Linked DNA regions of Homo sapiens: region 1 is linked to region 2. Evidence: read pairs that join two places in POLR2A ChIA-PET (ENCODE). Cell type or tissue: OCI-LY7. All regions are shown on one strand. Each heading gives the region's core, and the rest is flanking DNA. Links, peaks and the distances in the headings are about the cores only.

Region 1 (4,380 bases), core at 200-4,199, 64 kb before region 2:
GGGTCAGTTGGCAGAGGGGCTTTTTGAGAGCTCAGCTGTGGGGGGAGAGTCAGGAAGGATCTGCTGGGCAGAGTGAGAGACAGATCTTGGAAATGTCCTGGGCCCAGGAAGAAGCCAGGAGCATCCAGAGAAGTGCTGGCAGGAAGGGCGTGCGGGAAGGGACAGAATGCCCCGGGAAGGCAGTCTCAGCCCAGCCTGGATGGTAATGGGGGCAGCCAGGGCTGGTTACTGAGGCTGTGTATGGAGAGCTCGCTGCAGGTCAGTTGAGCCCTACAGCCAAAGGTGGTGGTGTCCCTGTTTTCCAGATGAGAAAACTGAGGCACACAGGTTAATTAATTTGACCAAAGTCACAGAGTTTTGTGTGTGTGTTTTTAAGGAACCATGCCTGCTTACCACCTTCAACCAGCATAGTGCCAGGAGCTGGGGCTCTGCGGACAAATGGCTGGTCCTTGGTTGAGGCAGGAAACCTGGCCCTCAAGGATGAGGGAAGGAGGCCATCCCTAGATCACCCCAACATGAATGGCCCACCTGGTCCCAGGAAGTAACGTGGCATGGCGCCCAGGTCTTGGGTGGAGGAGATGAGATGGAAGAAGATGCTGCCTCTGCCCCCGCATTCTAGGGGGGGCCCAGCATGAGCTAAGGAGGGCTTCCTGGATGTGGAGAGCTGGGAGGAATTAGATAAGCCAGAGGGGAAGCACTTCCTGGAGAATGGAAATACTCGCTTTTCAGCTAATTTATTCTTTTGTTTCATTATCATTTCCCACTTGGGTCTCGCATCCCCAGGGCCCTGAGGTGGCTGTTGGAGGTATTTATGGTCCCGGGTGGGGTGCAGGGACCAGTTAGAAACCAGTCCCACTCAGGCCATGATGCATGGGTGTGTTCACATGTGAGGAGGAGCCAGGCACAGACTGAGCTCAAGGAGAGGGAACGCATGGGTCAGGGCCTTGAAACATTCTCAGGAGTGGTGCTGAGTGGAGAGATGGGGGAGGGCAGTGGGCTAGCATGTTTGTGGTGGGCTCTAGAGCTTGGGAGCTTCAGAGTTGCTGCAGTTGTGGCTGGGGTTGGAGCCCCAGGTGCTGTGCAGGGAGGTTGGGCTCTTTTCCTGGGGCTGGGGGTAGGGGGACTGTCACTCTCCCTAAACTTTCTGAGCAGCCAGGCTAAGCCTGATAGTTTTTCCTACAGGCCAGGGAGGGCTGCAGGGTTGTCCCTGCTCAGAAGCAAGAGGGGCAGGGGCAGCTAGCCCACAGCTCACTTCTGATTTGCCCACCACTCACCCTCGTCAATGAGTGTTCCTTAGATGCTTTTTTTTTTTTTTTTTCCCCTGAGACAGAGTCTCGCTCTGTCGCCCAGGCTGGAGTGCAGTGGCACTATCTTGGCTCACTGCAAGCTCCACCTCTCAGGTTCACACCATTCTCCTGCCTCAGCCTCCCGAGTAGCTGGGACTACAGGCGCCCGCCATCACGCCCAGCTAATTTTTTGTATTTTTGGTAGAGATGGGGTTTCACCGTGTTAGCCAGGATGGTCTCGATCTCCTGACCTCATGATCCACCTGCCTCGGCCTCCCAAAGTGCTGGGATTACAGGCGTGAGCCACCGCGCCCGGCCTAGATGCTCTTCTTTTAAAATTCAGGGCACTTCGCTGTTCTGCTGAGGTTTATGAATGTTTAAAAACTGCTTTGCGGTCCCCAAAGTAATTTGACAAGTCTGACAGCTATTGATTAAAAACCCGAAATTATTCAGGCTGCAGGATGACTTGGGGGATTAGATGGAAAGTTTTTTGTTTCTTCTCTCTCTCTCTGCACCCCTCCTCCCCCGCAAAAAAAAAAAAAAGAAAGAAAGAAATAAGATGTGGAAAGGTAAATGTGTTCCTGAATGTTTTTTGAAAACTCCATTAGGCTTGCACAGTTTATACGGGGAGAGGATGTTGAAGGCTGCCTCTCATTCAGGAGCCAGTACCAGCGCCCTCTCGAATCCCTGGTCTCTCCGGAGCTTTGGCCCAAGTCACCCCAGGCAGCAGTGAGATGTTGCTATTACATTATTACAGGTGATGGTAGTGGTGTTGGTAGCAGTTATGATAGTTTATGGTCCCTTATGTTCTAGGGAGTTGACGTAGGGTTTTTGTGGCTTTCTCTGAAGTAGCTCAGCGTGTGAGGAAATGGCACCTAGAAGGGGGAGGAAACTCGTTCAGGGTCTGTGATAGACCTTAGATACAGCTGGGATAGAGACCAAAGACTCCTTCAGGGAGAGGAACGGGCCGTTGCTGGGGTGCTGGGCTGATTGGATGCCTGGCCTCCAGGCCTGACTCACTGTGAGGTAGGTGCCAAGAGTGTCCCACAGAGGGTGACCAGGCCGTTAGAACCCCAGCTTTCACTTCTGGACCATGTGACCTAGCCAAGCCACTCCCTGTCTCTAAGCCTCAGTTTCCTCTTTAGAGAACGTCCTAAAGCTTCCATTGAGCCTTTTGGATTAACTGGCTCATGTATTGCCCCATGAGCCAGGGCTTGTGGGACCTGAGCTTGAATACCCACTCTCCCTTTCTTCTGGGGCAGTGCTGCCTTTTGTGCAGAGTTGTTGGGAGAAGGCCATGAGATGATGTTTGTACTTTGGTGAGAACACCTGCAACTGGCACATGGTAGGTGCTTAGTAAGTGGCTGTTAGGTCCAGGCTGCCACAGTGTCATTCATTTAGTCAGCCTATATTGGGCACCACGGGACACCAGGCCTCACAGCAAGCATGAGCTGTCCCATCCTCCTGTTTTGGTTGCAGGGTGTGGACCCTCCTCTGCCAGCTCAGCCCTGTGATGTGGGGGGAAGCACAGGCTCCCAGGGGTGAGGGCAGAAGGCCACGTGTCTCCCTGTCTCACAGCCCAGGGCGTTCTGTGTGTATGGGGGCGTCACAACTGGGTCTTGGTGACTGCTAGGACCTACCCCTTACCTTGGCCTGAGGGAACCCTGGGTTGAGAGGGACCACGCCTCTGGGCCCTGTCATCCCTGGAAGACTTCCCAGGCAGGGCAGCCAACCTTTCTGCCTTTTTAGGACAGGCTCTGTCTCCCCAGGGCCCTGGGAGCCACCAGGCGGCTGCATTCCTCTCCTCTCCCCTGGGATCCCAGCTGGGCCAGGAGTGAGCACTGGCCTTCTGAGCAGCCGGTTCCCAGGCCAGCGGGGCAAGGCTGGGCTTGGGGAGAGAGCTCTGCTGGACATACTAGGCAGGGCGCTGCCCTGTTTATGTCCTGCCGTTTGATTCCCAGCAGGTCAGTGCATTCATTGTGACCATGTCCAGACTCTCTTTTTTTCCAGTGTGGGCAGACGCTTCTAGCACAGCCTCTGGACCTGCCTGGCTATGACAGGCAGAAGCATGATTGGCATGTTCTGACCTGATGAGGCCTAGAGAGTCTGCTGAAGTCCTGACTGCAGAACCATCAGGTCCTGCCAGCCTTTGGGTGGGCACCAACTCTGTGGAGACAAACCTTGTCCAGGATTTCTCTTCCTTCCAGACCTGGTTGGGGTAGTGGACAGTGGCTTGGGACCACACAGGCTGGTGGGCTGGAGACTGGGGCTGGAGATGGCTGTGCTTGGGAGTCCCAGGCAGAGGGGCTAAAGGGGCCTCCTCACGGGGGTCTACTGCCCACTGCTAGGCACACCTTCTTCTCCTTTCATTTCGCCTCAGGAAATGAAGGGCTTTTTAAAGAAATTTGAGGCATCCCAGAGCATTTGGGCAGATATGATTGATCCCCATTTTGCAGATGGGGAAAACTGAGGCATGGAGAACGTAAAGCGTTTGAGTCGTCACGGGACAGGAACAGGAAACAGCCTGGGAAGTCCATATCTTGTCACTCCAAATTGTCAAAAGTGTGACCTATCCCAGAAATGTCAGCCTTGATAGCAGCGTGTGCATCGTTCACCAGTGTTGTTCATAGCTGTGTCTCCAGCTCCTGACATCGTGGCTGGCAATGAGGTGGGCGAATGGAACAGACCAAAGAGGCATGAACAGTTATGAGCAATGGATGGGAGTCACTGACACCCCTGCCCTCCTGAGCCTCCCGCCTGCATGGTCTCATTTGATCCTTAGAGCAACCCATGAGGAAGGTGTGTCGTTATCCTCACTACGGATGGGGAAACTGAGTCCTAGAGAGTCGAATGACTTAAAGTATCCAAGGTTGTATATTTCATAAGGAATAGAGACTCGGTTTGCTCTGCAGCCAGGCACCCTTGACACTAGGCCCTCTGTCCTCCTGCCCGCTCGCAGCTGCAGGTGCATTTCTGTAGCATTCACTTGTGTGCGCGCGCGCGTGTGTGTGTGTGTTTAATCCCAGGGCCCACTGCACTGCCTGCCTTTGTGTACTGCCCAGCCCATTACCCTGGCAGCCCTAGCCATGCAGCA
Region 2 (4,380 bases), core at 143-4,142:
CAGGTAAAAGTTGGCATTTTCACAATACGCTGTGCTGGGGAGGGCGAGAATCACAGAGCACTGGCCCTCTCACACATCTGGTGGGGCCAAAAGGTGGTGCAACTTATTTGGAGTGCAATATAACAGCAATATTGATTGCAACTTTAAATACATGCACCCTTTGACCCATTGATTCCAGTTCTAGTACACATTGTACATGCACATAAATGCATGTACCAGGAAGAGTCCTTGCAACACTTTTTTTGTAATAACAGAAAACTAGAAACAATCTAAATGTTACTTAACTGGGGACCAATTAACTACAATATTATACATAACTAGAGTACATCGTATAATGGCATGCCATGACATCATTATAAAATGGAGACCCTGGCCAGGCGCGGTGGCTTACGCCTGTAATCTCAGTACCTTGGGAGGCCAGGGCAGGAGGATTGCTTGAGCCCAGGAGTTCGAGAACAGCCTGGGCAATATGGTGAGACCCCGTCTCAATTTTTAAAAGATAAAAAGAATACGGAATGGGAGTGAACATTTTCTGGCTGGCCCTGAAGCAGAGAGCTCTTTGCCCCTGCACTGAAGGCCCCTCTCTTAATAAGTCTTTTGTCCCCTCCCCACCTGTCAGGCACCAGGTCGCATGCAGCCTGTGAGTGCAGAGAAAGAGCTAACAAGAGTGGCCTTTCTGGACCAAGCTGAAGCCTGGCGCTGCCCGGGCAGCCTCTCTTCCAACCATGGGGTCGGGAGTCCAGGCTTTGGGGCGGCCCCTCTGGATGTCATTTGCTTGCAAGTCGGTGGCCCCAGGTGGTTGCAGCCAAGGGACTTTCTGACCTGCAGTCATGTGGCCAGCTGCTTCCTTCTCCATTCTGTGGGGCTCTGCACCTGCCCTGGCCTCAGAGCTTCTACGGTGGCCATGTGGCCTGGGCAGGGTGGCCTTCTGTGGCCTCGGGCAAGGCGCCTAACTTCTCCAAACCTGTTTCCTCAGCTGTATAAGGGGGGCAATGCCACCTGCCTCTCCATGATGGCTGCGGTGACGCTGGCGCCTGGGACGAAGCTGGTCCTCAGCACACGGTCACCTTTTTCCCCACAAGCCTCCCCTCGCTCATTGCCTGGCCCATTTACCCCAGAGATGGAGGCCATCTCAGTGATCTCAGTGTTGCTCTCTATGTCCCTTCTGCTGTCACCTTGCTGCCAAGCGCAACAGCTCACAAAGGCTGGATCCTCTTGGGCGACCCTGAGGCCTGCCTGCTGTGTGAACCTCACTGAGTTGGGGCGTTTCCTCCAGGACTTTGAGTTCAAAGCTTTGCAGACAGGTTGCTATTCAAGATCTCCCCCAGAGCCTCCACTTCCACATGTGGCCGGCGCCCATTCCCTCTGCAGAGCAGCCTGCTGCTGCAAGGGGGCCTTCAACACCGTGGCACAGCACAGCTGTTTGGAGAGCGGGCTCTGTGAGGCCAAAATCCAAAACCCGCCTGGGCACGGACAACCTGCGCCACCTTGGGCATGCCACTGCACCTCAGCTTTGAACCTCAGCTTCCTCTACTGTAAAGCAAGGTGATAATAGGAGTAACCACTCGAGCCTGTTTCTCAGATTAAATGAACTAACGCCATAATGTGCCCTGCATGAGTCTTGGCCTTGTGTGTGAGAGACCCTAGCCATGAATTGAGAAGGTGCTTTACATTTCCCTACCCCCATTGTCTATGTTAATTGTGACACAACTTCCAGCAGCTACAGGAGCAGCCCGATGTCACAGGGTTCACTGCCTGTGAATCCTTGGCTTTGCACAAGGCCTGCCCTCCTCAGCAAGCAGCAGGGGAGCCCGGCTCATGAACGCAGGGTAGCTGGAGAGGACTTGGCCAGAGCCCCCTCTCTAGGCCACATGGCCCCCGGAGCGTGGTCTCAGTGCTCTGCTCCGGCCTGGGAAGGGTCGGCACTCTTTCTGGGACCTTCAGCCCCTACCCCCTCAAGGGAAAATGTCAGTTGGCTTTGGACTCAGTTTTCCAGGTGATGGGGAAACTGCCCGTGGAGTTTGGAGCTGAGCGGCACCCAGGCCACACAGCCTAGGATTGGCTTTCTTGGTGGGATGGCACAAGATACCCCCTAGCTCCCCTGTGGCTCTGGAGTCAGGAGATCCACGTGACCTCCATCTGCTCCAACTCAACGGAGAGAAGGTGATGGGGGCGGGGGCACTGTGGCGGCTGGGAGAGAACCACAGTCATTTCCTTGGCGCAGCCATTTTATGTGAAGATTGAAGGAGAGAAAAACGTTCTTTTATTGAAACAAATAGGAATTGTGGCAAAAACAATACTATGTGTCCGCCAAATCCCATTTTATTTTTGTCTGTTTGGGTGCCCAGGAAGGGGGCACGTCCCATTGTCCCAGCACTTCTGTCGGGGTCATGGGACTGCGTTCTGGCCAAGGGCTTGTGGGAGGCGGTGGAGTCAGCCCCTCCCTGAACAACATCCCCTGAGGACCCCTCCTGTCCCCTCATCTTGCCAGAAGCAACTGGGAGGCGTGGTTGAGGAGAAAGACCAGAGCCTGTCTGCGAAGAGGCATCCTAAGAGCCAGCAGACCCACGTGAACCTTTGAATTCTCAAGAAATAAACTTCCGCTGTGTTAAGCCACGGAGCCCTGTGGGTTTATCTTTTCAGGGTAGCCTAACCTAGCCTGGCTAATATGCGGATGTCATATAGAGCAGAATGCAGTATTTACAGGACTTTTAAAGCTAAAACAAATGGCTTCAAATAAATGGCTGCTTGTAGCTGGCCTCTCTGGGACATGCTCTCAGACTTCTGACCTGTCAATCTCTGCGGGTCAGTCTCCTCCCAGGATAGCTGGTGATGGATCCAGTGACCCACTGATGCCACCCACCCCCCAACCCCCCGCCGCTGGCTCTGGAAATAGCTCAAAGCAGGTTTATTTAAGTGGTGGGTGAGGAGCTGTGACGGTGGAAATTCTTCAGTGGATCCCGTCATCCACCCTGGGTATCTGATGATTAGCGCCCAGTGACAGGTGAGCCCAGGGCAGGCCTCGGAGGCTTCCAACAACCGTTCTACCAGGGGCGAGAGAAGCCAGGCGATGGACTAGATGTCTGTGTCCCTCCCAAATTCATCTGATGAAATCCTAGCCCCATTTAGGGAGGTGGGGCTTTTGGGAAGTGATTAGGTCGTGAGGGCGGAGCCCTTGTGAATAGGAATAGTGCCCTGGGAAAAGAGACCCTAGAGAGCTGTCACTCTCTTCCTACTGTGTAAGGATACAACCGGTCTGCAAGCCTGGAAGAGAACCCTCACCAGGACCCAACCGTGCAGGGATTGTGATCTTGGACTCACAGGCTCCAGAACTGGGAGAAATAAAATTTCTGTTGTTTATCCACTGCCCAGTCTACAGTACTTCGTTATAGCAGCACAAATGGATTAAGACACCAAGCCAATCTCCGGAGGGGGTTCACAGCTCCTCCCTGGGCCCCAGTGTGAGCCAGCCCAGCACCTGAGCACCGGTGCCAGTATGACATACACTCCAGGGCAGGGCTGGGGGTCCCAGCTGGACTCAGGTGACCTTGGATGAGTTACTTCTCCTGGGCCCCCAGCTTTGTGAAAGCCTGGATTTACCCCACAAGTAAAAAATTGGAAGTGATGATGGCATTTGAAGCTTTTTCCTTACATGCAGCCCCAATATATAAAACAGCTAGCTGAGCTGCTCTAAGGTTTCATGGGATCTAGCTTGAAAACCCCTGGGCCAGAGGCTCTCTTGGGTTCCCTTCTGTAGGTATTTGGCGAGGTGATGGGCTGAGGGTGGTGTTGGCTTCTGCCCCATCCCTCTGATCACACAGGGCAAAACAGGTTCCTTCACTGAAGAGGCCTTAATTCATGTCCTAACTTGCTGGGTATTTGGGGCAAGACCCCTCCCCTCTCTGGGCTTCCCTTGCCTCATGCGTAATATTGAAAGGCAGGCGTCAGCAGCTGCGGATACAACCTTATTGTAAAGCCCGTCACGTCAGAATGGGAAAGCCGCAGTTGCCTGGGTTAAAGACAGAGGTGGGGTCTGAGCCCTGAGGGGATCCTGGGGGGCGGGCAGCAGCGTGAAAGGGCCCTTGTGGCCTCCACAGTCCCCACTCGATCCCCCAAAGACATACCTGGCCCAAGCCAGCCCTAAGCTCTCATGCTGCCCTAGCTGCCTCCCCTCCAGGCTGCAGGGCCTCGGGCAGGCAAACCCGGGGTTCTCCAGCAGAGTGGCACAACAGCTCTGCCACACTGCAGAGCCGTGACCTGTGACACAGGAGCCTGGGACGGAGGTGCTGGTACATCTGAGGAATGTGCAGAATCTGAATGGGTCATCAAAAGGTGAACTGGGATCCAGAGGGCCACAGGGGTTACCCGCGGGAACAGGGC

What was found. Peaks named below come from ENCODE experiments on the same cell type or tissue, not always from the same donor. Only the 100,000 strongest peaks of a DNase experiment are listed, where the experiment ranks them.
Region 1: POLR2A ChIA-PET joins it to region 2 with 5 read pairs; 3 of 35 experiments call an interaction of 5 or more read pairs at or near these places.

What each region holds. Positions count from the first base shown.
Region 1 is chr9:121,746,043-121,750,422 of GRCh38, forward strand. The region is part of intron 3 of DAB2IP (DAB2 interacting protein); the gene reads left to right. Among named protein-coding and RNA genes, the nearest start is that of DAB2IP, 97 kb to the left of the region's middle. RefSeq lists an enhancer at 2,470-2,993. In OCI-LY7, for the core only: no CTCF peak of the experiment used is centred there; a DNase peak (open chromatin) is centred at 2,169.
Region 2 is chr9:121,810,563-121,814,942 of GRCh38, forward strand. It overlaps LOC107987125 (a long non-coding RNA gene), which reads left to right and starts at 2,074. Exons shown (of 2, transcript XR_007061756.1): 1 at 2,074-2,163; 2 at 2,492-2,620. RefSeq lists an enhancer at 736-1,255. In OCI-LY7, for the core only: no CTCF peak of the experiment used is centred there; no DNase peak of the experiment used is centred there.